6 separate regions of the Homo sapiens genome follow, and regions 2, 3, 4, 5 and 6 are each linked to region 1. The links are chromatin loops, found by intact Hi-C in ENCODE. Cell type or tissue: PC-3. All regions are shown on one strand.

Region 1 (5,000 bases):
TTCTCTTGTACAAATATATCATACATACAATGCTTTGACCATTTTATAAAAATAATCCATAAGTTATTATGTGATTGTTAAAGCTTTGTTGATTATGTTATCTACATTTGTGTAAGTATATTTAAATCTTTTTTTAAAAAGAGTCTTTCTTCCCTTTATGATGGCATAAATCCTTCCTCCAATTTTTCTTCAAAAAACACTAATGCCAAAAAAGAAAATGAATTTTAAAAACAGCTAGCCAACATTCTTAAAGCTCAGACTCGTGGCCTCGTGGCCAGGCATAACAGAAGATAGGACTGGAATTTAGACTGAGTCTTAATTTCTAACCCTGACCTTTCTGTGCAAACCTAGTCAAGTCTCTATACCTCATATTTCCTCAGTGTAAAACTGCACACCATCTTTCTCCAAGGTCTTAGTGAAGAAATGAGGTCAGAAGTAGGAAAAAGCTCTGCAAAGATGAGAGACTGTTACTGCAAGTAGTACATTGAATAATACCATTCAACCTCCCTGCTACCCGTCCATTCTAAAAAACGGTTTGAGTTTAGGTTTTATTGCACCATATACAGGGCCAGATTAATATGCATGGGGGTCTTAGAAGCTAAAAATTGTCATCACCCAACACACAAGTAATTCAAAATATGTTTTACATTACTAAACTGTAAAATACATGTTTTATGACTTATTTTATATCTCATTAAGATGCTTTCCTTTGATGCATGTTTTGATGTTCTTTATCATTTTTGTAATATTGTCATTCCATCTTGATCTTTGACACTGTTTCACTGGCTTTCTAGGATGAAGGTCTGGCTGCCGCTGGGGAGCCCAGCCCTGAGGCTACATCACTTAAACTCACTGGAGCCCTCACTTCCCCACCTGTACAATATAGTACTTTGGGAATGAAGGCTCTCTAACCACAAGATCTTATTAAATTAGTATAAGAAGAATTAAAGTTCAGATTTGTTTGTCCATCTTTCTGTCAAGAAGCATGTGTTCTTAAATAGCATTTGCATGTTATCAAGCTAGGCAAACTTATAAAAATTAAGGTGCATTTCAGAATGAAAGGCCTACTGAAAAAAGATTTTAGTTATGCCAGGAATATTCCCCAATGTTTCTAGATTAGTGAACCAGATGATATGCCTCTTATAAATCTAATTTCCTGCCTTATTTGGTAGCCAAGTCATTGGAGAATTGGATGAAATATATCAAAATAAGAAGAAACGGAAATAGCCTAAGCCATGTGCTCTGAGTACGTAATTTTAGATCTCTGAACCACGTGCAGACACTGAACCTAATCACACTTCATAACCTCATAAATTCTCCCCTTCATTCTTTTGCTCTCTAATGCACCCATGAAATCTTAATTAGAAATCTATGTTTAAAAATAATAGGACTCTTCCAAGGTGGATTTTTTAATCCTAAAAATTACATTGGGGAAATCAAGGTTCATGAAGTTATGGTTAACATTAACTTTGATATGCTTTCTGAGATTTGAGTTACAGTGTGTGTGTATGTGTGCACACACATACTATAAAGTCAACATTTTAGTAGCAGTATGTTAACGGAAGCATGTTCATGGATAATGATAATAATAATCTTAGCATTTACAAAGCTGTGTATCAATTAATCCTCACCACAACCAAATTCCAGTCTTGGAAATGATTAAACTGATGCCCAGGGAATTTCAAGAAATTTACTTGGGGTCAAGAGGTAAAAGCCTGGACTGAAAAATTCTGGTTCCTGGCCCAGGGCACTCCCTTTATACTTCAATGAGTCCTCCAAAATCTGAGATGATGTTTTATAGCTTTGTATAAGCAAATGTTTTAATTCCTTTGTTTGAAAAGATTGGTTATCAAAAGCATGGGTGATTACAAACGAAATATACAAAGCATAGGATGGTAGAAAATTCAGTTTCAATCCAACTCTACCATGTATTTCATTAGTGACTATGGAAACATAAACCTTTCCACCTACAACTCAGCTGGGTTATTTTTCCCTCATTAAACAGTAATAACAACACTGTATGTAGCTCCTCTAACCCAAATGATGCAAAAGGATTAACTTTCATTTTCCATGAATGGAGAATCCCTGAAGTGGGGTAAGCTGTCATTTGAGAGAGAAGTAATTGCTATATATATATACATATATATATATACACACACACATACACATATATATAAAAGAAGAAGAAGAAGTGGAAGGCCAAGGTGGCCAGCCCCTAAACAAGGCTGGGTCTACTCAGTACTAGTAACCAGCAGCTGAGGTCAGAGAAGAGGAACAGAGAGATTGTATCCCTAGATCTATACCTAGAGCCTTTTGGCTTGTTTCCCAACTCTCCTCTGTGTGTGTATATTTGGATCTATATGTGCATACACGTGCAATATTTTCCAGCATCATCCCCATCCAAATTATTCTGTCCTATTTTGAATACCCAGATCAAAACATATATCTAAACACTTCATTTAGAAAATATCATCACTCTGCAAATAGTGAATAATATTAGCTGCCCCTGATATTGTTCATTCTCTTATTTGTGGATGAGCACTTGACTGCCTGAGAAGTTTTCTAATCAACTCTTCAGGAAAAGAGGATAAGCTGTCTTCAGACACAAGAGAATCGTTACTTTTACTGTGGTGCCCCCTAGTGCTGTTCAGATTAGACTCACTTTCTATATTTGCCAAAATACAGACTACACAAGAGAAGCAAAATTTGGAGAGGTAACAATGTTGGTAATTTTTCCTGTATTTCCTTTGGCGTAGGAGAGAATGAAGCGTGTTCCTTTAGCATGATTCACAAGATCCTTTGTGAACTGCTCCCCACCTCCCCAGCTTTTCAGCTTCATCTCCACCACTTTCCCACAGGAACACTCAACTTGAGCTATTCAGAAAAACTTGCTGTTCTGCCTAGTAAGCCTTCTACCCCTACCCACCAATTCCCATCCGCTTGTCTGCTTAAATAATTTATCCTCCTCCTTCTAGTATTAGCTGAAGCATTATCTCCTCCTGCAGGTTTTCCTGACTCCCCAGAAGGCTGAGGCAGCCCTCCCTCCTCCCTCCTCTCATCTTCCCATTGTCCCTTGAGCATGTCACTCTTTTGTCCCCACCCTGCATCTTGACTGTGAGTGTAAATAGTTCAAAAACCTTCTCCAATGGATGTTTATATCGCCAGTGCCTCAAATGGTACCTAGCACAAGTAAACACTCAATGGAAAAAAATCTGTGTAAGGATGGTTTCATTGATAATAAGAAGAACCATAGTGTAGGAATCAGGAGTTCTGGTGAATTAACCAGCTAAGTGGTCACGAATGGTTCACCTACCCTCTCTAGGTTTCTGTTTTCTTATCTGTAAATAGACTATATCTAATACCTGCCCCCAAATTCAATGATTCTATATGTTTAATACCTCCTTTAGAAGCCTCAAAATGCCTTATGACAAGCCAAGTCAACTTCAGATGTTAATTTTTTAATTCTCAAAGATTTGCTTATGAAAAGCAAATTCAAATGCCTTTGAAATTATCTTATTTGCAGGTCTATTGTTAAAAAAGAACTTCTAAAAACTTTCTAAATGACATGGAGACATTTAAATTAAGCTAATCTGAAACAATATTTTTTTCAGGCAAACTCCTCTTTCTCTTATTAAATGATACAAAGAAAGGTCCAAGTTGTAGCCCGAAACTTCATTAAGAAACTGTGAATTCTAATTCCAGCTTTCACTGATACAGAACTGGTCAACTCACTTTCTAAGTATCTCTACTTCTGTTGTTCCCAGCTGAAAAAAAAGTGATAAGAACTGAAAAAAAGTGATAAGTAGGAATTGCTGAAAAAAATCACTAAAAGCCTTCAGGTCTTTGAGCATGATGATAAAGGTGATATGAATCTTGGAAAAGCCAAGTTTCAATGGTTTCAGTGAGGTTTCTCACACCTTATAGGTCAGCTTTTTCTGCCTTTGTTCCATAGCTGAAGTTCCAGGTAAGACTGGAAGCCTGACAATTTAAGTGGATGTCCCAATGTAATATCCAAACAGTGTGTATTGGTTTTGGTGACAGAAGCACTGAATTATATACCTTATGTCATGAATATTCTTACAGGGCATTCACTTCTTTCCCTTTTCTAAACAGTGTGTTTTGCTAATCCAGAATAGGTTATTTAGATATGTACAGAATATATAACTTAAGTATAGAAAAGTACATATGTGCAAATTTGATTCCCCTCAATCCCTTCTTAGGAGCCAGGAAATCCATAAGCTTAAACACAAATATACTAACTCACATTTTGTATTTCTCAAATCCTTATATCCATTCTATGAATATATAAACTATATACTCATAAGATATTGAGCTGGAAGACATCTTATTGATCATTTGATCCTACTTTCTCATAATACAGATTATAAAAATCAAGGCTCAAAGAGGAAAGTAAATTAGATGAGGAGTGGGTAGGGTCTAACTTTTTTTCTAGCATCTTAAAAACAAAATATTCTGCATTTCCTGCATGTAGATAGACCTAACCCAGTGATGAGAAAACAGAGGCTACTAAATAAACTTGATTGAAAGGAAAGCTGACGGCCAAATGGAGCTTGGTAGCTATATCTGTATTTACAGAGCCATTCATGTAGGCAATTATTTTATAAGGCTAAAAAATTAAATCTAAGAAATAAAAGGGAAAATCACAATTATTTCCCAAAAACCTTTCTCTCACAATAAAAGAGGTCCAATTTAACTGGGTAAATGGTGAGCATTTCAGCTCTATTTCACCTCCAATACACATCACTGTAACATTATGTCTTATAAAATAGAGGTTTGACTTGCCTCATCACTACCAACACCACCACCACCACCACCACCCGATCCCTCAATCAAACTTCCAAACAGTATTGTAGATGAGTTTTAAATGGCTACTAGTCTATGTCTCTTTGTCAGCAGCTGCTCTACAATGTTCTCTCTCAATCTCTCTGTCTCTGTTTCTCTCTCTCTCTCAAACACACAGAAACACACACACACACACA
Region 2 (5,000 bases), 160 kb before region 1:
CTTTTTATTGGGAGGGTCTCAGAAGATGGGAGTATGAGAAGAATGAATTACAGCAGCCCAAGAATATGAGAACAAAGCCAGGCTACTGCCCCAGATCCTTTTTGCATACCAGGTAAATCTTCCATGGGAATAGAACTCCATTTTTCCACTCATGAATTCAAGAATTAGATAAAGATTCTTTGAAAAGCACATGTCCTCTGTCATCCATATTTGTTTTATCATGGATTAATGAAGTATCTCTGCAGATCCAACCAAAAGTCTTTGGCTCTTCCCCTGAGTCTCTTTCAGATAGGCATGATAGATGAAAATTCACGTGCAGAGGAGTTCTGTTTGTGTTGATTTTTGTAGACAGACAAACTCTAGAAATTGAATATCTTCTCCCTCCAATCCACCCACTGGCACCTCTACATGTGCTGAAGGGAATGAGGAGATCAAATCAAGTCTCTAGGAGATGAATTGGGGATTTGCTAGTAAAATGATACCCCAGTATGTATTATTTTTTAGAACCTGATGCTCAGAGTTGAATATCAAGTCTATGGTGTCCCCAACATGCAATTCATAAGTCCCTCCTACATTTTGGATTTTAGATTTGTTTGTTAGAGTTTGTATCATGTCTTTGTTTTTATACAGCCGCACCTCAAAAGGAGCTACATCATTGTAGTTTGCATTGGGAGCCACTTGGCCATAAATTAAATATAAGCCATTCTGAAGTATCTCCAGCTTCCAGTCAGACACCTTATTCACGCAAGGAGGTTCAGAAGATGCCATTTGCCATTTTGAGGGTAATGGTCCTATAAGAAATATACAAGGATAAAAAAGATGAAAGCATAGTTATTTCATTATTTCATCCTTTTCCAGATTGTAGTTAATTATTTACCACATACATGTTGTTTCTTTACCTGATCTACACTAGTTCTCTTCAAGCAGAATTTTTCTATTTTAAGTACCTATCTACTCCTTGTTTTAGAGAAATTGCAAATCCAAAGAGTATTTCTTGCTTGGAGCAAGAATTCTAAGGAAAAGAATTTGGAATAGAAAAATGACTTAAGTGACTTCGCATCTCTTGTTGATTAATATTTGTGGGAAAAAGAAAGGAGAAGAAAAGACTAATGGAGAAAGAAATCACAAGCCAAAATTTTGAAAACCAGGGTTGGCAGTCCATGCCTTTCCAGGCATTTTCGGTGTAAATACCACTGGCTGTTTATCACTTTATCAGTGTGGCTTTCCTTAATTATGCTATATTAAAAAGTGTTCTCCTATCATTCCCTCATTTTACCTTGCTTGAGTTTTCTTCATAAAGTGTGTCAGTGTCTAGGATGTTATAAACTAAATTGTTCATTTGTTTATTGTCCATCTTGTATCACTTTGAATGTAAAATTTTTTAGGACAAATATATCTCTATTTTGTTCATTCTTGTATTTTCAGCACCTGAAAAAGTCCCTGGTACCTGGTAGATGTTCCATAAATATTTATTGATTGAATGATACTTCCATGTTCCTGAATTAGGTGCTTTGTGTCTAAATTATGGCTGTTCTCCTCAGTTTGTAGGTATATATCATTTAAGACCTACTTAGGATTCATTAAATAAATCCCCCAAAAATAGCTAATTGTAAATTTATGAGTTTATAAATAGAAATAACTTGACTATTTAAATATAAGGATCCCTAGTGCAATACTGTCCCAAATGGTAAAGAAAAGGTAAAGACCTAATCATTCATTTTCATTAGCACATATGAAACTTAGATGTTTGCCTAACATTACTTGGTTTTGCACAGCAGTGTGATCTCACAGCCCCGGGAGGTGCTTTTACCACCCAGAATGCTTATCTGTTCTGCAATTCTCCATAATTTTTGTCCTTTGTCCCATAATTAAAAAGAAAACTTGATGAGGAAACACCCTGGAAGAGGTAACATTTTTACTTCAATGCTCATTCATATGAATGACTAATATAAGACTCTGAAGGTAGATTCTGGAGGAGAATGAAAGAGCGATCACTAGAACAAAAGACAAAGCCACCCAGTATCGCCAATGAGCTCGGAGCCCAGTAAATTTCTTCTTCCTTGACATGTAATAGGCAATAGGCAGGTCACCAGGAAGAAGTGTCATTGGTTCTCCCATTTAATTCTGTGAAAGGGGGTCATTTAAAGACCACCTTAGCATCACTTGAGTTTCTCAACTTTTACCACATCAAGGCATAATTTCACACATGCCATGCATTCCATTCCACTTATGGGCAAAACAAAAACAAAACACAAAGAAAGAGACAGGCAAAAGGACATTTTCTAATTCCCACAAGCCAAGGAAACCTACTGGTTTAAACTATATAGGAACACAGGGGTTGCAGAGTTAACTCTAGAAATGGTCTGTTCTCAACTGAAAATGTATGTTTGGCCTGAAACCTATAAACAACTTTAAAAAAAATGTATTTATCTGAAATTTTCCATGTATTCTAAGAATCTAAGGCTCAGTGTAACTGTAAACTGGTGTGTTTTCTAAGCAAATATCAGGTGACCACAAGGGAAAATGACTCAGAAGCTAAGCTTAGAAGAGAAAATAGTAGAGGAAGTGGCCACTTTTCCAACTCTCATTGCTCTTCTATACATTTAGAAACAACAATGGCACTCTCTCACATACTCCATTGGACATTAGCAATATGTGAAACATGAGAAAGACTTTAAGGAAAGGTTGTAGAAATCTGAAACTTGTTGTGTTTATTAAAACACAGAATTAAAAGGAGATTCCCGGATCTCAGATTCATAGGCCAGTAAGAGAGATGCTCATTCCTGGCCAGAGATGCAGCCTTCAACATAAGCTTTATCAGGGCATGGGCTTCTTTTGCCTGGTTTACCTCTGAAAGCCTCAGCTCTTGGGCAACTGCCCAGTACATGATAAGTAATTATACATAGTAGCTCAGAAATGAATAAAAGAAAATACAGGTTTTCTTGAGATCACTGACACCTGCCTTCTTGCATCAAAAACTAAGAAAAGTAAAAGACATGCAAGATAGGTTACTCACCAAACTTAGCCATACAGGGCTCCTTAGCAGTCTGTTGGGGAAATAAAAGATGAATTGATTAGGATGATGACAGTGTCATTAATTTTTTTGATTGATTTATTTAGAGCTTTGAATTCCTGAAGCAAACTAGTGTTCTATAACCATAAAAAAAATCCTTCCCTTCACCATGTCTCAGCCCTCTCAGCCTCCCTTTAAAGTTGAGTGGCTCCATCCTTTACCTTTTATTACCTAGCTTCCCTTTTAGGTCTTTTAGACAAAGGTCAAGATCTCATTCCATTACCTAATCTATACCTACAGGACAACTATTTGATATCGGACCCCCCCCCCAACCTTGGGCTCTAAAAGTTTTTCAACAAAATAGCAGTTTCCACACCCCAGTGACTGCACAAGGTGATCTGTTGGCATGTGAAAGGAAAATAGTGAAGCTTCTATTTATGTTTATTTTATTTAAAACAGTAAATTAAGCCCTAGAAATATTTACAACTCAGATTGATGAAACCACCCATGTATAATATTCAGATAACTACATGTCATATACAGTATCTGAGATACCCTGAAAAACAGTTCCAAGTTTCAGACTACTGCAATGTACGGCAGTTCACATGCTACAAGATGCCATCAGTGTGTGGTTAATTTTACAAACACAAGTAGTTAATGCTAAATGCTCAAAAATACGTTGTAGTAAATTCAGGCATAACCACAAACATTTTTTGTATCACCCAAAGGTTATTGGTTTCCTAATGGCAAAGTGCTTAAAAGACTTTTTGAACTTAAACGTGTTGCACACTTTCCTTTTGTAGGATTTCTCTGGCTGCTATGCTAGGAACAAATTAAACAGAGGCAAGGGCAAATGTAGTGAGACTAGCTAAGAGATCATTACAGTCATTCATCTAGGCAAGAGAGCATGGTGTCTCTGACCAAGGTGCTAGCTCTGTAGATGGTGATACTTGGTTGGAAAATAGAGCCAACAGAAGTTCCTGACATGGATATGGGGTAGGGAATGAGAAGAAACAAAGATGACTCCAGTATTTTAGGCCTGCATAATTGGAAAGATAAAGTTGTTATTCACTAAAATGGATAAGATGTAAGAGGAATAAATGGGGAGGGGAACAATGATGAGTTTGGTTGTGGACATATTAGTTTGTGATGCTTATTATAAATCCAAGTAAGTGTGTCAAGCAGGCTGAAATTTAAGGAGCTCTGGTGATATACATTTAAGAGTCTTAAGCTCATAGTTGATGTTTTAAGCTGTGAGATTGTATGAGGCCATCATGTTAGTGGGTGTAGATGGAGAGGAACACTGGGGCGTTGTGATGTTTAGAGGTCGGAGAATGAGAAAGAACAAGCAAGGGACAATAGAAAGGAAAAGCTGAGTCTGAAAGGAAACTAGGAGAGTCTGATGTTTGGAAGCCAAGAAAAGAAAGTATTTCATGAAGGACGAGTGATCAGCTGGTGTCAAATGCTGTTGATAGATCAAGTAAGAAGAGTACAGTGAATTGACTGATAGATTGAGCAACATGGTAGTCACTGGAGTTCTTGACAAAATTAGTTTCTGTGATATGTGAAGAGGGCAGAAGCTTAGTTAAAATAAATTTAAGGGTAAATGGGACAAGAGAAGTTGGAGGAATTTTGCTGTAGGGAGAGCAGAAAAAAATGAGTGGAGTTTGGATGAGGATGAGAGATCAAAGAGGTTTTTTGTTGTTGTTGTTGTTGTTGTTGTTGTTACGTTTTAATGTGAGAGAAATGACAACACGTTTTTCTATTTCCATTTGATGGAAATGTTTCTGTAAAATGGATGAGGCATAATATGTAAGAGCGAGGAGAGAACTGTTGCAGCAATGTCCCTGAGTAGGCAAGAGAGGATAAGATTTAGTTCATAGATGGCTTGGATAGATGCATGGACAATTTATCCATAGTGACAAGACAGAATAACAGTATACCTGGACACAAATGCCAATGAGTTGTTGATATTGGAACTTCTTTC
Region 3 (5,000 bases), 230 kb before region 1:
CACCAGGGCCAGCACATGTTGAGTGGTTTGGTTGGGTTATGACATTACTTGGAGCCATTCTTGGATATGTTATCTTTACACCAGCTTGCCTAAAAATATTTAAAAGATGCAATTCAAGCTAAGAAGATTTTTATATTTCTTTCATACATGGAGAAACCCCTAGATTGGAATAATCCAGGATTTGTGTTGGCACACCTCATGCCTTCTACCGTAAACATGCTTTCTCAACTCAGAAATGGTGCTTTTAAAAAATAAAATATCGGCGGGGCATGGTGGCTCACGCCTGTAATCCTAGCACTTTGGGAGGCCGAGACAGGTGGATCGCGGGTTCAGGAGATCCAGACCATCCTAGCTAACACGGTGAAACCCCGTCTCTACTAAAAATACAAAAAAAAAAAAAAAAAAAAATTAGCCAGGTGTAGTGGCAGGCGCCTGTAGTCCCAGCTACTCGGCAGGCTGAGGCAGGAGAATGGCGTGAACCGGGGAGGTGGAGCTTGCAGTGAGCGGAGATCGCGCCACTGCACTCCAGCCTGGGCGACAGAGCGAGACTCCGTCTCAAAAAACTAAATAAATAAATAAATAAATAAATAAAACATCAGGGAGGAGTTGGTTGGAATTTCGCATCTCCATGTGGAACACGTTTCAATATCTTTGATCTTTAAAGAAATCATGCCTTAAGTTTACCCTCTTTTTTGCTGTACTTTACCTATTGACTTCCATAATTGAAAAAGTCAACAAAAATAATTTATAGAAAAGTGATCAACACCCAAAAAGCCACATATCCAGACTCCATCCACAGGAAAGCAGCATGCTTCATTGACTATTATGGAAGGAGTTTGGACAGGATGATTTTTAAATCATCTCCCAGTCTTAACAGTCTATGTACTTAGAACTTAAACTTAGTGTTAAGGGGAAAAAAAATGAAAGAATTGTTCCCAGTCCCTGTTCCCAATTCTACTTCTAATTTTTTTTATTTTTATTTTTAAAATTCTTTTTATTTTTATTTTTAATTTTGTTTACTTTAAGTTCCAGGATGCATGTGTGGAATGTGCAGGTTTGTTACATAGGTATACATGTGCCATGGTGATTTGCTGAACCTATCAACCTGCCAACTAGGTTTTAAGCCCTGCATGCATTAGCTAATTGTCCTGATGCTCTCCCTCCCCTCACCACCCCTCCTGCCTACAGGCCCACATCCCTCCTGCCTACAGGCCCTGGTGTGTGTTGTTCCCCTCCCTGTGTCTATGTGTTCTCATTGTTCAACTCCCACTTATGAGTGAGAACATGTGGTGTTTGGTTTTCTGTTCCTGTGTTAGTTTGCTGAAGGTGATGGCTTCCAGCTTCATCTATGTACCTGCAAAGGACATGATCTCATTCCTTTTTATGGCTGCATAGTATTTCATAGTATATATATATATGTATGACTTGTACACAGTGACATGCACAGATCTTAAATATATAGCACTTTAGCACTACTCTGATCAAGATAAGAATAACACCAGTCCTTGACAGGCTCCCTTATGCCCCTTCTCAGTCTCTGTCTCCCCAAAGGTAATGTCTATTTTCTACTTTATCACCACAGATTAGTTTTGTCTATTTTTAAATTTTAAAATTTAAAATAACTTAAATATTTTTAAATATATTGATGGACTCATACAATATACACTCTTGTGTCTAGATTTTTTCATGCAGTATACTTCTGTGAGATCCATCCATGTTGTTTGAGTGTAGCAGTAGTTCATTCTTTTTCATTTCTACTTTATATTCCATTGTACAATTATATCACAGCATGTCTATCCTTTCTACCATGAATAAATATTCGGACTGTTTCTAATTTTTGGCTATTGTGAATAAGCTCTTAAGAACATTCTTGTACATGTTTTTAGTTTTCCCAGTTTTCTTTTCTTTTTTTTTTCTTTTTTTTGCACATAAGCACTCGTTTCTGCTGGGTGCATAGCCAGGAGTACAGTTGTAGAGCCACAGGGTCATATTTAGCTTTAGAAGATATTGTCAAACAGTTTCCCAAAGTGGTGTGACCACCAAAACCACCCTCCTCTTGTTTACCCCCTACCTCACTGGCCATTCTTTCTCAATTTTTTTTTGCCAATCCTTCGTAATAGCCCAGTGTTTTAACAAAGAAGTACCCTATTCAAATCCACATCTCCTTTTGGCCTCATCCTCCTTTTCCCTTTCCCTACCTTATTTTTCTTTATATCAATTATAACCATTTATAATAATGTATAATTCGCCAAGGTATTTACTGTCTTTAACCCTGTATATTTTAAGGGGTATAAGCTTCATGAGAACAGAACTTGTGCTACTTTTATTCCCTGATACATTCCCTGTACCCAGAACAGTCTCTGGCACATAGCAAGCACTCAATAAATATTTGATGAATAATTGAGTGATTAACTGAATGGAGGAAATGTTAGGGAAAAATGGTAAGAGGCAGTGGAGAGATATATTCTCCCCCAAAATCTTTAATGAATCGCTAGTATGGATGTAGCCCTGTTTGAACCTGGACATTCTGAACTTTATATGAATTGCATCATCAAAGTTTAAGTTCCAAAGGCAGGTGTCCTTGAGTTCCTGACTGGGACAGAGATGAGTGGAGAGGAATCAAATCCTGAAAAACATCTGGCTTTGTTTTTTGTGGCAAGTGTCAAGGTCCCTCAAAAAAAGTGCCCAAAATAACTTTATAATCACTTTAAACTGAAACGTAAACTAAAGAATTGTGCAGTTTGGCAGCCACTGACGTCACATCATTTCATCCAGTTCTAACCAGAAGCTTCCCAGGAACACAATAGCTGTTGAATCATTAGCCAGGGTGTGTAACTGGAGCCAGCTACCAATCTGGCCTAAACCCTGAGTTATACAATAAAAGTAGTTTGTAAGCTAGACTGAAATCTCTGTGGCCAGAACAAACAGTTAAACTGAAAATTATCACAAGGAAAGGCCAAAGTCAACAAGTTTGGTAGTGACTCAAAAAAAAAAAAAAAAAAAAAAAAAAAAAAAGCAAGGAGCTCTTGGCTTTGGCCCAGGGCAGACCAAGGAAACAGAGGATAGGTGAGAGATGCAGGCTCACATCAGGTCAAGGACAAGGTGGAGGGCACCCAGAATGTTTGATGGCATTCAGTATTCATTTTGCATTCTGTGTTCTTGGAAAGCCAGGGTGCAGCCTGGGCCTCCCAAAGGTATTAGCAGTGTCAGGCACCTGATGGCCTAATGCCACTTACAGAAGCAGATTTCTAAAATCTCACTGGAGATCTAAATCAGGAAGACCAAGAACAGAATGAAGTGATGGGGAAGGCTTTGTTGTTAGCGCTGGAGACTATTTTCAAAATAAGCTGAGTTTATCCAAGATTCTTGGCCATTGAGCAACTTTTTCAAAGGTAATCGAGGTTGGTTGTCCCAACCCTTCTTCTTCTTAAAGTACAAAAAGACATTTGGCCAATAAACCACTACACAAATATTTCTGTTCTTAGGTTTCTGACTATATTTTGTCTTATATGACATACTGCTTTTATGCTTCCTTCTAAATTTTAATTATGAGAAGAGTAGAGCCTATGATTTACCCATCTGTAAATCTTCCCCCAAACCACGACCTCCACCTAGTTCAGGGCTTTGAACATGATAGGAACTCAGTAAACATTGTTGAAATGAATGGAATATCTTTCAAATGTGTGAGGAATCATACTATGTTTAAGGCATATTGAAACTCTGCTATGGTATGATTTCTTCCTCGCAACCACCAGCACAATAGAACCAAACTGGTTTGTCCACACTTCCTGCCCAGGTAACTGGAGGTGAAACTTTTGCTCACCTTAAAATATTTGTCATATTGCCTTAATGTCTTTGCCCACAGAATTAATGGAAATACTTGGGTTTACTGATAATTGATAATTGGGCTTAAAAATATTTGTGTAGTAAACATAGCCAGACTATGTCCTATGTGCCCAAAACATCTCTCAGTGATTAAAAGTATTCTGTTTTGAAAATAAATAAGCATGATGATGCATGCTGGGGTTTGGTAATAATTTGCTACGTTTGGTTCAAATTAGTCAGTTCCTTTCAAAGTCATTGAAGAGTAAAATATGAACTGCCATGCAATGAGGCTGACCTGGAACTCTCACTTCCCCAAGTCATTTCTTGGCCATAGGTCGGTGGTGACCATTTCATGGCCTGTTTGAGGAGAAAGCACTGGAAAGAAGCTTTTTATTGTTGTTTTATTGTTGTCTTCTTCTCTGTTTTATGCCTTTTTCTGTGGTACAATTACCAACGTGTGTGATATCTAGTACTGTCTGTTTAAATATAGTCTCCCTTCTGCTTATAATGTTTTCTTCTTTATAGAGACATTTCTTTTAAAAGTGCTTACACCTATATTTCATCAGTGCTTACACCTATATTTGATAAGATGGGAGTGGAGGAGAAGGAGGAGTGCGTAGAAAGAAAGCTTGTAGTATTAAGAAAAACTATGAGTTTGTAGAATCTCACCTTGGCAGGAAATGGTTGAAGACACTAAAGACACTGATGTGGAATGAGTGAGCTTGCCCTGTTTTGGAATTTTAAAAACTGAAGCTTTCTTTCATATAGTTGCTGGATGTTTTCTTTTTCAGCTGTATGAAATAAATAGTACCACCTTTGTTAAACCCCAGTAATGAACATTGTGATGGTTAATTTTATGTGTCAATTTGACTAGGCTACAATACCTATATATTGAGTAAAACACCAGTCTAGATGTTGCTGTGAAGCTGTTTTTAGATGAGCTTAATATTTAAATCAGAGACTTTCAATAAAGCAGACTACCCCTCATAATGTGGGTGAACCTTTTCCAATCAGTTGAAGGCTTTGAGAGAAAAAGACTGAGGTCCTCCAAATAGGAAGAAATTCTGCCTCCAGGCTACCCTTGGACTCAAGTTACAACATTAAGTCTTCTCGCCAGCCTGCTGACTTACCCAGAATTTGGAATTGTTAGCCCCCACAATCACATGAGCCAATTC
Region 4 (5,000 bases), 340 kb before region 1:
GGAGGGAGGGAGACAGGGAGAGAGAGAGAGAAAGAGAGAAAGTTAAAGATGACTGCAAAGTTTTTGGCCTGAGGAACCAGAAAGGTAAAGTTCCCATATTCTGAGATGAGAAAGACTGCAGGAAGAGCAGGTAGGGCATGCATGTGGGGACCCAGGTATTCAGATTTGGTCATGCTGGTTTGAAATACCTGATGGACATCCAAATTGCAGTATCAACTAAATAGCTGGGTAGGTGAGTTGAATTTAGCAATTAAGTTCCACTGAAGATGTAGATTTGTATTTACGAATCATGGCATAGAGGTGGTATGTAAAACCATCACACTGGATGAGATCACCTAATGCTGTGCTTTTTTAAACTTTATGGACCACAAGCCACAGAATAAATTTACGCATGTCACATTACAACATGGTAAACACATTCTTCCATCCTGCCACCCCCAACACACAGATACACATACACTCTGATTCAAAAGTTTCATGAGAAAAGCCAACCTTTACCACATATATTATACTCTGACATTTTCAGTTATATTTAATTTATTTCATCAAAAATACAGGTCACATTCTTCTAAATTGACTTTACAATGCACTAATGGGTTGCAAGGCCACATTTTGAAAAGTTCTGGCCTTGGAGATGAATATAACCAGGTCTGAAGAAAAGAGGTTTAGAGTTCATGTTTATAGTTTAGGAAATGAGGAGGAGCCAGCACAGGTGAGATTGAGAAAGAAAGGTCAGGGAAGTAGGAGGGGAACCAGTCCCACCTGGATGCCACAAGGTCTGTATTCCTGCTCCCAGTCCCTGGCTCTGGTCCTCTCTCACCTTACCTTTCCTGGCTGCTCCTCTCTCCCTTCACCCCTTCATCCCATAGATAGGCATGAACATATCCCCCTCACTGCCAAAAGGCTATTGTGTTTAATTGACCTATGCTGTATGTTTGGGAATATCATGGTGGGATTACAACACAATGCAGAGACAACAGACAAATGCAATATTAGACATATTATTTTCTTAACATTCCTTCGCAATCCACAACATAGCAAATTTGTCACTGGTTGCTTTTCTTGTTTAGGCCTTAGGTGGCTCCAAACCACTGTTTCTCTCAGGACTGCCCACCACACGCTCTTTGCTCGGGCCTCATTTTAGTCTCCTTTCCCCCAGTGTCTAGCCAGGAGAGAATGCCAAAATTCTGTTTATTAAACAAAGAAATATAGCTCTGCCTTTGAGCTATCTTTCTCTTTCAGACTAAACACCAGGTCTAATTTTACATTAAGTAAAGGCTTATTAAAGTATTTCTAAAGACAAAATAAGTTCTCTCCCCCTAAATAATTCTGAATTCCTCTTTGGGAAATCAGCCTAAATATTTACAGCTTTCAAAAACACAAGTTTCCCCACTCCTGGCTTTATATGTCTATTTCTATGTACCATGTCATGCTTTTTCAAGCATTGTACCCCAAGAATAATTTTTTTTAAAAAAGAGTTCTATCAGTTGCAACAATTTGATAGAGTACAACAATTGGTGATGACAATACGATTTCTATGATATTTGGTCATTTTAATTTTGAAATTACTAATTATACAATTTAATATCAAAATGAGTATATATAAAAAAGTATAATTTTAACCAAATATTGAAAAATGTATTTTTAAAAATGCCAGCCCACTTAAAACTTAAAAAATCTAACATAATAGTTAATAAGTATATTTAAGGCAGGAAATCTCATATCATGACAAGATTAAATTAAGAAAACACAAGTTTGGGCCAGGCGTGGTGGCTCACACCTGTAATCCCAGCACTTTGGGAGGCCGAGGTGGGCGGATCATAAGGTCAGAAGATCGAGACCATCCTGGCTAACACAGTGAAACCCCGTCTCTACTAAAAAATACAAAAAAATTAGCCGGGTGTGGTGGCGGGTGCCTGTAGTCCCAGCTACTTGGGAGGCTGAGGCAGGAGAATGGCGTGAACCTGGGAGGCAGAGCTTGCAGTGAGCTGAGATCGCGCCACTGCATTCCAGCATGGGTGACAGAGCAAGACTCTGTCTCAAAAAATAAAAAAAGAAAACACAAGTTTGCTGTCAGAGATAAGGCTCCCAGTACTACAACAAAGAAACTGCTTATAAAAGATGATTATGTGGTTATAGAACTCATGCCAAAGGAATCAGTAATTGCACATTACATTAGGAAATACAGTCATAGATTAGGTTTCCAGTTTGTATGTTTAAGCTAAATTCCACATTGTTTGAATCTAAGGTTGCATCAGCATTTAAAAAAAAAGGTGAAGTGATTATGGAAAATGCTCTTGTTTAGACAGGGGTCAGTCTGGTCTGCTGCCTGTTTTGTAAATTTTTATTGGAACACAGCAAAACCTATTTGTTTAATATTGCTTCAGGCTGTTTTCACACTACAACTGTTGGATTGAGTAGTTACAAAAGATACTCACCCACAGCCCACTGAGACTAAAATGTTTATTACCTGCCCCTTTATAGACAAAGAAACAGTACAAGAAGGAATCTCAGAACATCAAGAAGGAAGAAAGAACACAGTAAACAAAAATATGGGTAAATATATTAGGTTTTAATTCTCCTAGAGTTTTTTCTATTATGTTTGATAGTTGAAGGAAAAATTATATTTTATAACTGGCTTCATATGTAGAAGAAATATTTAAGGAAATTACATTATTAACAGGGGAGGATAAAGGGGCACTTTATTTCAACTGGTAAAATGACTATGACAGTGGACTGTGATAAGTTATGTATGTAAACATAATACCTAAAGAAACCACTAAAAAAAACTATATAAAAGATATAATTAAAAACTCTAAAGCTAATCAAAGAGGAAATGTAAAAACTTCTCTAGCATACCAGACGAAGACAAGAGAAAGAAAACAAAGAAATAACAGAAATGCAAAGCAGAAAACAAAAATTAAGTGGTAGATTTAAGTCTTAATATATCAATAATTACCTTAAATGTAGTCTAACTATACCAATTGCAAGTCAGAGATTGCACAGTACACTAAAAATTATGAAAACTATATGTTGTCTACAAGAAACTCACTTAAAATATAATGATATAGGCAGGTTGAAAATTAAAATGGTAGAAAAGGTATCTTACAAACATTAATCAAAAGAAACAAGTGGCTATATTACTATCAAATAATTTAGATTCAAGAGCAAAGAAAATTGCAAAACAGAGAGATTATATAATTAGGGGATGACTCCATGAAGAAGACAGAGCAATATTAAATGTAAATGCACCAAGCAACAGAGAAGTAAAATATTTGAAGCAAAAACTGAAAATAACTAGACAAATCCACAATTATAGTTGTAAACTTCAACACAAGTCTGTCAAAACTGAAAACTAGACAAAAAAAGCAAGACTATAGAATTAAACAACAGCATCTAACAAAATATAATTGACATTTATAGAACAATTCATCCAACAGCAGCAGAACTCTTTGCAAATTCCAAAGAAACACACACCAAGATCGACTATATCTTGATCCTAAAATTAAAAAACAGAAAAACTCAACAAATTTAAAAGAATTGAAATTATACAGTGTGTCCTCTGATCACAATGAAATCAAATTAGAAATAAAAAAAGACAAGGCCGGGTGTGGTGGCTCACGCCTGTAATCCCAGCACTTTGGGAAGCCAAGGCGGTGGATCACGAGGTCAGGAAATCGAGACCATCCTGGTTAACACAGTGAAACCCCGTCTCTACTAAAAATACAAAAAATTAGCCGAGTGTGGTGGCGGGCACCTGTAGTAACAAATTACTCAGCTACTCGGAGGCTGAGGCAGGAGAGTGGCGTGAACTCGGGAGGCGGAGCTTGCAGTGAGCAGAGATCACGCCACTGCACTCCAGCCTGGGCGACAGAGCGAGACTCCATCCCAAAAAATAAATAAATAAAAGTTTAAAAAGATAATAAAAAGTCTTCAAACACTTGAAAAGTAAATAGCATATTTATAAATAATCCATGGGTCAAAGAGGAAGTTTCAAGAGGAAAAAACATTGGACTTAATGAAAATTAAAATACAACTGATCAAAATTTGTGGGGCACAACTAAAGCAGTGCTGAGGAAACTTTAGAGCACCAAGTGAATATATTATAAAAGAGAAAAGATCTCAAATCAATAATCTAAGTGCTCACCTTGTGGTAGAAAGAATAATGACCTCCCAAACCTGTGAATATGTTTCCCTATGTGGCAAAAGGGAATTTGCAAGTGTGATTAAGTTAAGGAACTTGAGATGGGGGGATTATCATGGATTATCTGAGATGCAATATAATCACAAGAATCCTTATAAGAAGGCATCAAGAATGCCTGAGAGGAAATTTGAATATACTCTGCCCTGGCTTTGAAGAGGGAGGAAAGAGTCATGAGCCAAGGAATGCAAGCAGCCTCTAGAAGCTGGAAAAAGCAAGGAAACAGATTCTTCCCTGGTGCCTCCAGAAAGAAGGCAGCCCTATTGACACCTTGATTACAGACAAGTGCAATTCTGACACAGAATAGTAAGGAATAAATTTGTGTTAAGCACTAAGTTTGTGGTAATTTGTTACAGCAGCAATAGAAAACTAACACAGATTTTGGTTAGGAAGCAGTGTGTAACAAATGCCTAAAAATATGTAAGTGGCTTATGTATTGGGCAATGATAGAGACTGGAATAATTTCATGGAACACGACAGAAAAACCCTAGATTGCCTTGAGCCGATTGCTAGTAAAAATATGCATGCTAGTGACACTGCTAATTAGGACTCAGAAAGAAGTGAAGACCATGGTAGAAAAAATATATTGTCTTGGAGAATATAAAAATAATCATAAATAGACTTTTTATAGAATTATAGATGTTATAGGTATTGACAGTGAGGGCTCAGATAGGAACATGTTATTGAGAGCTGGAGAAAAGAGGATCTTTGTTATATAATGACAGGAAGCTTAGTTTAAAAGCTTCTTGCAGTTATGTGGAAAGCAGGATTTGTATGTAATGAATTTGGAAATTTGTTT
Region 5 (5,000 bases), 140 kb before region 1:
CCCCAGACAGTCTTTTGGGATAGGTGGTCTGTTGCCAATTCCATGATGTGGCCTAGACACCTGTTAAGTCGATATTGTTCCGCCTCGCTCCATGGAGATACAAGGGTACAGTGGGCAATGAAGAGGAACCATCCCCTCTCTGACACACCACATTGAACAACTCCACAAGAAGGCTTTTCCTCAGAGATGCTCTTCTAATATGTTCCCTTGCTTCCATGACCCCTTCTTCCCCACTCTAGCCATTTTTATCAATATAGGAAAGGGAGGTTGCTAGAATATTTGATGGAATGTCCCTCTTTGTAAGACATAACAGGCAGCTTTTTCACATACAAGTTTAACTTAGAACATAACATCCACTTGTGTATCCTTGGCTGTAAGCTGTCTCTGTAGTAATCCCTGCACCAGTCATCAAAGAGTAAGACATTGAAGAAGAAAAACGTGTGTAGACTTTTTTGACATACAAATTTAAAATCATACTTTTCATATAGTTCCATAACCTACTTTTTACACAGTATGACATAACTGGCACTGTGTTTAAGTAATATATAAAATGATGTTTAATAGATGCATGGTATCCACATTGAATGTATATAGTAATACATTGTTGTTGGAAAATTTTTCAAGAATGTTTTAATATTCAGGAAAATAAATAGTAATATATAATCAAGTGTTTTCACATGGACATGTCTTCCTCTCCTTTGGTGCCAAATGGGTAAAAAGAAGGCAATAGATCAGGTGGGCTTTAAACTCTGAAAACATTATTAGGGATTATAGCCTATCCTCAAGCTTATTTCCTGAGCTCAAAACTGGGCAAAACAGGAATTCAACTGTGAGATGAGAGTTTGGTTAGAATACATGTCTAAGCTCTAACTAGTGTTCCTTCTGAAACACCCTGAGTCTTTTCAGAGAGGAGATGGGACTGCCTGAAGGTGATTATCAGGAGGCCCAGTACTGTTTTGCTGCTGAAAAAGTCTGACGATTACAAGTTGCAGTTCTTCCACTTTGTATTTGAGAAGCATTCTCAGTATGTTTCTTTCTTGGTTTCTTACTTAAAGGAAGTTCTTACCCCAAATTAGGTTAATAAGGATCTTGCCTTATGGCAAGAATCTGCTTTCTATTATGAAAGTGCCAATATCTGAGAGACAAACCATCCTTTAGACTTTCTCTTTCTTAATCTTGTGCTGGCCAGTTGTTGTCATACTCTAAACTTCATCCACATACTACCTCCTAGAGAAACCACCTCCTGGCCTTTTCATCTTAGTTAAATGCCTCTTCCATGTGTTCCCAGATCCCACTGTATTTATCCGTATGACAGCACTGGTATTACCACAATATAATCATCTGCATACCATCTTCTCTATTTGGGTGTAGGCCTCTAAAGGCAAGGAGTTGTTAAAATCTCCTAACACCTGAAACCCACCTAAGGCCTGGATCATAGAGGAGGCACAATAAACATTGAATGAGTGGATGGATGGATGGATGGATGGATGGATGGATGGATGGATGGTTGGATGGTTTTACTAACATTATATCACCACGGAGCAGCGATCAGACTAGATTCAGCTTTCAAGACTTAAATTTATAAGTACTATGTTTATACCACTCTACCTTGACTAATCATCTATAACCAGAGCCAAGTTTATGTTGAATGTTTTGTTTCACATTGAACTCCATGGTGGTTTTATTTACTGAACATCACAACACTGATAACAACATTTTATATTGTATAGCTAAAGTCTGGTAGTCTCTTATGTTTGACTGTAATGGTCCACTCTTTCTCTCCTGTAAGATTCTGACTCCTGAGAGCTATGAAATAACACCAAGGAAAGGAAGCAAAGCAATGTTTGTACTCATTGTATCACCTAAAGCTTGTCATACAAACAGCATGACTCACACTGGTCTTGTCCATACTGAAGGCCCAGGAGCACCCTGTCTGTGGTTTTTAATTACCAGGACCTTACTATACACCCTGTAGGCACTGAGTGATTACTCTGTATAACTGTTTCCTGATGTATATCAAACCACGCTGTAATGTAAAGCCTGCCACAAAACCACACTCATGTTAAAGAAGTAAATACAGCAAGTACATTCTTATCAATAGGGATGACAGTAATAAGCCCATCTAAAATGAACTGAGCAGCTGACATACCTCCCAAACAACTCTTGAGTTTGTTGTCTGGCATACCTCCCAAACAACTCTTGAGTTTGTTGTCTGGCATACCTCCCAAACAACTCTTGAGTTTGTTGTCAGCTTATAATTGTGGTATTGGTTACTCCTTCTTTTCACCTACCACAGTGCATTGTACCTATCTCTTTAATAGTATCTATGACTGTGTAAGCCTCTGAGGGGATGGGACTATGTTTACCTCTGCACACACAGTGCCTGACATAGTATGGTTGTCCAAGAAATATTTATGAGAAGAGTGAGTAAGTAAGTGAAATAATATATTGATCCTCTTTGAGTCAAATATTACATATAATTTTAATTATTTTTCTGAGTAGAAATGAACTTTGCCCATCATCTTTCACACATTCTATCTTATATTCTTTTATGGTGAAAAGCATGCATTGATGGGGCTACAGGATAGGATTGCGGGATAAGTGCAGTCTCTGGTTTTGGATTAGAACAAAATTAACTGGCTTACTGTCATCACACCCAGGATATTGGCCCCCTGAGGAGCATTTTTTCACTTGTTTCTTTTAATTCTGACTGATCAGTTATGTAAAGATATTTATCCATTTGGATTTAGATTTAAAATGTAGAAATATGATACTATCAAAGGAGAAATCTGTAATGCCCCTAGGATACACGATGGGATGCAAAGGGAAGTTTGGAAAATCAAAGTAGTTAAATAGAATTCATATTAAGAAGAGAAATCTGGCCTTTGATTTCTTAGCCACAAAAGCATCACTTGAAAGAGTAGAAATAAACAAGAGATGACACAGAATCAGAAGACACATATGTTGTAAATTGGGGAAAAGCAAATCAGAAGCCAACATTTTTTTTTGCTGGAATTGATTTGAAAAACAGTTTTCTGTACAGCTCTACAAATAGTATTTCATAAATCCTGAGTGCTTTATCCTTTTTCTAAACAGTCTTGTGTTTGACATCATGTTTCAGTTTTTTGAGACACTTAGTGGTTATGCAGCTTCACTATTCAGGTAGACTCTTCCCATAGCTACATAACATGTTGCTTCCACCCTCAGCATTCTACAGTTCCAAATCCAGTTGGCTGATATAAGTCATCATCTTATTTGATATCTTTGTAGATTTTAACACTACTTACCAAAAATTTCTTGAGACTGCTTCTTATCTTGGTTTCTAGGATATGATTCTCTTTTGGTTCTCTCCCTTCTTTTTGCCTTATCATTAGGCATCTTTATGGAGTCCTTTCCCATTTTCCTTTAATGGTAGAATTCACTGGTGTTCAATCTTAATTGTCTTTTCAGATTAAAAGCTATCTCTGGAGAAGATGATGTCAGCAAGATGGCAGAATAGAAAAATCCAGGTCCTGGTTCCACCACAGAAACATGAAGTAAACAACAAAGGAATGGCTTAATAGCCTTGTGAGAGCTCTAGAAACCAGTCAAGAGACTGCAGCAACCAAGAAAATGTCCAACCAAGCAAAAGCCACACTCAAAATGGTAGAAAATTTCATGGCATTTTTCTTAGCCTTTGCCCTAGTCTCTCTCTCATCATAGTGCAGTGGGGTTAAGAGGAAGCCACCCAATTCCTGCCTCTTCCCTTGAAACAGGATGAAAAAAAAAAAGCGGGACATGTTTACAGTGTCTGTCTGGAGGCTGCCGGCAGGACTGGTTTCTCTCTTTCCTGGCTTGGAACTCAGGCAAGAATGTAGTCATAGTTTGGATATTGAAAGCCACTGAAAGCGGTAGCAACAACCTCAGCCTGTGAGAGATGCAAGCAGATGAAAATGCACAGGTGACTGGGGACAAGAAATAATGAGCAGAGAAATACAGTAAAATATCTAAGACTTTGAGAAGAAGGATGAGACTCTTAGAGAAATTAAGGCATGTTAAATAAAGCTCTGTATATAGGAGAATTGGAGGGAAAGCACGTGCACAAATACAGAGAACATGAATGCTCAGAAAAGGTCTGAGAAGACCTTCAGCCTTCATGCTAGGCTGATTGGTGAAGGTCTTTTTCTGCACAAAGCCAATCTGCAAAGACAGGAAGAGGTGACTATTTTTTCAAATGCCCAATTGAACAAAAGATCCAGACATACAAAGAAACAAGGAAACATGCTCAAAAGAACAAAACAAGCCTCTAGGAATGTACCCTAAAGAAACACAGACTTCAGAAAAATTAGACAAAGACTTTAAAACAATTGTCTTAAATATGCTCAAAGACCTAGAGAAAAGGACAGAGAACTAAAAGAAATCAGAACATATTGTAGGAACAAAATGAAAATATCAAAAAAGAGGAATTACCAAAAAAAAAAAAAAACCAAACAGATTTCTAGATCTAAGAAATAAATACAAGAACTGAATGTAAAAATTCACTAGAGGGAATCAACAGAGGAAGATAATTTATAAAGATGAAGACAGGTAATTTGAAATCATCAACTCTGAGTAACAAAAAGAAAAAAGAATAAAAGTTAAATGAGCCTAACGGACTTATGGGACACCATCAACTGCATGAATTATGGGAGTCCTAGAAAAAGAAAAAAAGAGAAAAGAAAGAGTGCTCATTTGAAGACATGATGGCTGAACACTTCCCAAATTTGAGAAAAGACATGGATGTACAAATTCAAGAAGCTCAGCAAACACCAAATAGGATTAAACTAAACACAACACAGCAAGACACACTGTATTCAAACTACTGAAAGTCAAAGACATAAAGAATTTTGAAAATCTCAAGAAAAATAATTACTCTTTACAAATGAGAAATCTTCAATAAGATTGTCAGCAGGCTTCTCAATAGAAGACTTTCAGGCCAGAAGACAGTAGGTTATATTTAAAGTGTTGACAGAAAAAAAAAA
Region 6 (5,000 bases), 210 kb after region 1:
TGTGCAATACCATACAAACACACTCAAAGGAAGCAGGGCTTTGGCATATAGTAGGCACTCAATAAATATTTGAATCAACAAATAAATATATGGATAGCTCTGAACTACTAGGGGGAAAAAAAGCACTCATTTGAGTAAACAGGTCATCATTAATTATTATTTACTGTACTCTATTCTTGTCTGCCATAGGAAAAACAAGAGCTATATGCCCCAGTGCTTGACCACTTATTTATTTACTTATTTCACAAAAATTATTAAATACCTACTATGTTCCAGGAACTCTACAGGGAATTTGGCCTACATAGCTAACGAAGACATTACAGGGTTGCATTATAACTTCCATGAGTCCTAGGCACTTTTGCCTTCATGGACCCCTTCTTCCATTAAAAAAATTAAAATTTTTATTTTACATTGTCTTAAAGATAAATATAATTCAGGCCGGATTCATTGCTATGTTCTTAATTATTATACTCACTATTTCTTCAGAATTTAAAAGCAATTAATATGAAAACATTGTCGTGGACCCTAAAATTACCCTGGGCCCTGGGCTCTGTGTCTGTTGTGCCCAGTGGGGCGATTGCCCTGCGACAGTCTCTGTCTTCCTGCCTCCTGTCCTGAATGAATCGGTCCAAATGTTACTCAAAGGAGCTGATCAAAGTAGCTGGGACCTGGAGAGAATTCCCAGGTGTGGGAATCCTGAGAGGTAATTACGGAGAGCTTCCGAATGGAGAGCCTGTGGCCGTGGGGTGAAAGTGAAAGTGAACAGTGACAGCGGCCTGTTGGGTGGTACTGGGTTCTGAGCAGGGCGAGGAGGGGAATCTAGTTGGGGGGATGGGGAGACAGTAGCAATGGCAAGGCAGGATATTACAGCAGCAGCAGGATGAGAAGGGTGACTGCCTCACTCGGTGCAGACTGCTGGCACCTGAGTGGAGTAAGGCTGATGGCTGTGCAGGGAGCAAAGGCAGTGGCCACTGGGGAGGCAGGTGGTGCGGGAGGGGAGAAAAGCAGACCAAACAGCCTGGCTGGGGTGTTGGGGCCCAAGAAGGATGAGGAGGATATTAGCACAGTCCGTGTGGAGTGTCAGAACCTGAGGGTAGATCAAGGTAACCAGCTTCTCACAGTCAGAAAAAGAAGTTACAAATCTGGCCAGGCGCGGTGGCTCACACCTATAATCCCAGCACTTTGGGAGGCCAAGGTGGGCAAATCACTTGAGACCACCCTAGGCGATATGACGAAACCCCGTCTCCATAAAAAGTATAAAAATTTGTCGGGTGTGGTCGCACACACCTGTAATCCCAGCTACTCAGGAGGCTGAGGTAGAATAATCACTTGAGCCCAGGAAGTGGAGGTTGCAATGAGCTGAGATCATGCCACTGCACTCCAGCCTGGGTGACAGAGCAAGACTCTGCCTCAAAAAAAAAAAAAAAAAAAAAAAAGTTACAAATCTGGAAAGTGAAAACTAGAATGAATCTGTGCTGCTGTAGATTAAAATCATCACTATCAGCATGAATTCATGCTTTCCTGTAATATACAGATATAAAACTAGATGTAAATGGGTGTGTGTGTGTGTGTGTGTGTGTGTCCTAGCTCTATACATTGAGAGCCTGGGAGCAGAGACATCCCAATAGCAATGAACACAGCTATCATCCATATTTTGATTTCTGCTATGGTTTGACAGTTTTTATCCCCTACAAAATTCATATATTTAAATCCTAATCCCCAGAGTGATGGTATTAGGAGGTGGGGACTTTGGGAGGTGATAAGGTCATCAGGGCAGAGGTCCAGGTATGGGACTCATGCCCTTATAGAAGAGGCTCAGAGAACTGCCTTGCCCCTTACACAGCCAGAAAGTTGGCAATCTGCATCTCACAGGCAAACCCTCATCAGACCCCAACCATGCTGGCACCCTCATCTTGAACTTACCAGCCTCCAGATCTGTGGAAAATACACTTCTGTTGTTTATAAGCTAACCAGTCTATGATATTTGTTATAGCAACCCAAACAGACTAAGACAACTTCTAAATACCATTTTCCATGAAAAAGAGCCAGGCCCCTCAGGAGAAATGGCAGGAAAATTACAAGATGAGTTTGGAATATCTTGTTGTTCCAGAAGGCAAGGACATGTACAAAGAATGATAGGAACAGGCAAGAAAATATACAAAGAATGATAGGAACACTGGCCAAATTGGGAACAATTTGATGAAAACAGATTAGAACCCAATAGATAAAATAAGCTTCCATGGGTCCATACTAATATAAATAATTGATTGATTAATAAGGAAGAAAGTAAGTTTTTTCTTATAGTAGAATGCCAACTAATTAAATGCAGAATGGATAATTAAATTTAAAAAATCACTGCTTGGCAACCATCATAATAGTATGGTTTCAGACAAGAAATATCAATGGATGCTAAAACTAATGGATGAACATTTCATGCAGAATGGAGTTGTTTTTTTTTTCTTTTGAGACAGGGTCTCACTCCTGTCACTCAGGCTGGAGTGCAGTGGCTCGATCACTGCAGCCTCAACTTCCCAGGCCCAGGTGATTCTCCCACCTTAGCCTACCGAGTAGCTGGGACTACAGGCATGCGCCACCATGCCTGGCTAAATTTTGTATTTTTAGTAGAGACGGGGGGTTTCACCATGTTTCCCAGGCTGGTCTCAAACTTCTGGCCTAAAGTGATCCACCCTCCTTGGCCTCACAAAGAGTTGGGATTACACGGATGAGCCACTGCACCTGGCCAGAATGGGATATTTAAATAGTCTCAAAGTACCTTCCGTAAAATATTTACAAATTTTTTTAAAAAATAATAATTTTACAGTGAAGAGGACTGGCAGACACCTCTTAATTAAGTGATCAAAGTGAACATCACCATTAATAAGACAAACTGAAATTGTGCACCACCTGTAGGATGCAATGAGAAGACCATACACAGCATCACTTCTCTGCTATTCCTACCAAAAATGAAAAGCATTACCTAAATCTAATTCTGAGGAAATATGAGACAAACTCAAATGAAGGAGCATTCCACAGAATAACTGTAATCTACTAAAATGTGAAGGTCATGGAATCAAGGAAAGACTGAGGAACTCCCCTACTCTGAGAGGGTCAAAGAGGCACAACAACCAAATGCAGTGCTTGATCCTGAACTTCTGCGATAATCACATTTATTGGGACAGCTGGGGAAACTGGAATGGTGTCTGCAGATTCAATGTTAGTAATGTATTAATGTTATTAATACTTTTATAACTTAGATAGTTGTATTATTTTTATATAGAAGAATGTCCTTGGGTCCAGGAATGATACATTCAAATATTAAAGTGATACGGCATCATGCAATAATTTCCTCTCCAACAGTTCAGAAAAAAAAGTCATTATACTATTCTTGCCAGTTTTCTTTAGGATTGAAATTATTTCAAAATAAGAAGAAAAAATTAAATTGAAAGTCATCAAACTTTTTAAGGTAAAGCCCAAGACTACAGAATTTATAACTGAACTATTGTGTATTCCCTGAAGGACATTTGCTTTTAGTGATTTTTTCTTAAAAATCAAGTATTCTTTTCTGGCATAAAAATATGACTCCCACATGCAAATCTAATCTACAGTGTGAGAAGTGCAGGCAGTGGTTACGCTGGCAGGAGGATGAAGGGGAAGTGGTGGCTGGCAGTAAGCCCTGAGGAGCTCCCGCAGCTCTCCATGCTTCCTGATCTAGGCTCTGAGTGCACGGGTGTAAGTCCTTTATGTACATGTACACCCTCCTGCTGCATTCAAGGTTTGTACTCTTTTCTGTATACATATTATACTTCAATAAAACATAAACTTAAATTTTTTAAAAAACCAGGTGCAGTGGCTCACACCTACAATCCCAGCAATTTGGAAGGCCAGGGTGGATGGATCACTTGAGCCCAGGAGTTTGAGACCAGCCTGGGCAACATAGTGAGACCTCATCTCTACAAAAAATCAAAAAATGAGGCGGGAGGATCACCTGAGCCTTGGAGGTTGAGGCTACAGTGAGCCGTGATTGCACCACTGCACTCCAGCCTGGGTGACAGAGTGTGACACTGCCTCAATTTAAAAATAAAAAATAAAAAAAGACACAGGCCTTGATCTTAAGAAGTCCACAATCCAGCATAAACAGAAGATGATGACAGCTGTCACAGTTGCATGTCTGACACCCACAAACCAACAGTGAATCACCAGACTAACCTACAAAGAAGCTCTAAATTTGCGGTTCAACAAGAATTCAAGGAATAAGGTTACTGGGGCCCAGGAAAGTAAATAGATACATATATACATTCACTCACTCACTGGTTCTCCGTATACTCACTCATCAACTCCCCATTTCTTCTTCTCAAATAAAAGTTGTAAATGGGTGTCAAGATTCTATTTTGGTACCACCTTATTACTACCTTCCTCTCACAATGGGAGGGAACATTCAAAAGACATTTAAAGGGACTTGGTCATAGGAAGCCCCCAGTGGTACCTTAATAGTTGTGAGCATGTCTAAGTGAGCCCACGTGGTGGAGATGTGATGTCAGAGATGGGAAATGAGGGAGTCAGAAGTGGTCTCACCATGTCACTGGCCTCCAGGTTATCATCCAATGTCCATCATTTCCTACCTGCTGCTAGTGAGAAGACCTTGGTGCTCCTTGGACTGAACTTTGGCCTAGGACTTGCCTGAAGCTCTGTGTACAGCTTTAAACCCCAACTTTCCAGCACTGACCACCATGACAGGACGGAACCCAGTGTCCTGGGGTAAAACCCAAGGGGTAGCAGCTGCACTGGGGAGACATGTACCCAGTCTGGACTAGTCCTTAATGTGTGGTTTTCACCTTCATGAAGGCCTCTCATGCTTCTTTCTTTGACAGGAAGGACTTGGGGGAAGTCCCTCTGATTTCCCCCTGCTGACACTGGTCCGCTTTGGCCGCTTGACGTGTGTGGGCTTCCTGAAGTCTCTGTTGCTGCGGACCAGGGCATATCACTTTGCCCATGGTCAAAGG

What was found. Hi-C counts contacts between places; a loop is a spot of excess contacts. Peaks named below come from ENCODE experiments on the same cell type or tissue, not always from the same donor. Only the 100,000 strongest peaks of a DNase experiment are listed, where the experiment ranks them.
Region 2: it touches region 1 in a loop (5-fold over the local background); 8 of 110 quality-filtered maps call a loop at or near these places.
Region 3: a loop joins it to region 1, with 2.8 times the contacts of the local background. A loop is called at or near these places in 8 of 110 quality-filtered maps.
Region 4: a loop joins it to region 1, with 7 times the contacts of the local background. A loop is called at or near these places in 3 of 110 quality-filtered maps.
Region 5: it touches region 1 in a loop (3-fold over the local background); 7 of 110 quality-filtered maps call a loop at or near these places.
Region 6: a loop joins it to region 1, with 3.0 times the contacts of the local background. A loop is called at or near these places in 5 of 110 quality-filtered maps.

What each region holds. Positions count from the first base shown.
Region 1 is chr1:173,199,920-173,204,919 of GRCh38, forward strand. All of the region lies in intron 1 of TNFSF4 (TNF superfamily member 4), which reads right to left. Among named protein-coding and RNA genes, the nearest start is that of TNFSF4, 4.9 kb to the right of the region's middle. In PC-3, a CTCF peak has its summit at 2,638 (motif pointing left); a DNase peak (open chromatin) is centred at 2,632.
Region 2 is chr1:173,040,923-173,045,922 of GRCh38, forward strand. It overlaps TNFSF18 (TNF superfamily member 18), which reads right to left. Exons shown (of 3, transcript NM_005092.4): 2 at 3,017-3,047; 3 at 1-791. The coding sequence ends at 445. Among named protein-coding and RNA genes, the nearest start is that of TNFSF18, 7.5 kb to the right of the region's middle. In PC-3, no CTCF peak of the experiment used is centred here; DNase peaks (open chromatin) are centred at 2,149 and 2,539; H3K4me3 peaks cover 338 bases; H3K27ac peaks cover 1,073 bases.
Region 3 is chr1:172,973,731-172,978,730 of GRCh38, forward strand. No RefSeq gene overlaps it. Among named protein-coding and RNA genes, the nearest start is that of TNFSF18, 75 kb to the right of the region's middle. In PC-3, no CTCF peak of the experiment used is centred here; a DNase peak (open chromatin) is centred at 2,871; H3K4me3 peaks cover 283 bases; H3K27ac peaks cover 2,506 bases.
Region 4 is chr1:172,857,173-172,862,172 of GRCh38, forward strand. No RefSeq gene overlaps it. Among named protein-coding and RNA genes, the nearest start is that of TNFSF18, 190 kb to the right of the region's middle. In PC-3, CTCF peaks have their summits at 2,296, 2,516 and 4,152; a DNase peak (open chromatin) is centred at 2,179; H3K27ac peaks cover 835 bases.
Region 5 is chr1:173,060,423-173,065,422 of GRCh38, forward strand. No RefSeq gene overlaps it. Among named protein-coding and RNA genes, the nearest start is that of TNFSF18, 12 kb to the left of the region's middle. In PC-3, no CTCF peak of the experiment used is centred here; DNase peaks (open chromatin) are centred at 1,949, 2,339 and 3,819; H3K27ac peaks cover 1,366 bases.
Region 6 is chr1:173,406,148-173,411,147 of GRCh38, forward strand. The region is part of intron 2 of LOC100506023 (a long non-coding RNA gene); the gene reads right to left. It also overlaps a transcript of TNFSF4 not described here. Among named protein-coding and RNA genes, the nearest start is that of PRDX6-AS1, 53 kb to the right of the region's middle. RefSeq lists an enhancer at 4,552-5,000. In PC-3, CTCF peaks have their summits at 2,969 and 3,170; DNase peaks (open chromatin) are centred at 3,664 and 4,214; H3K27ac peaks cover 1,089 bases.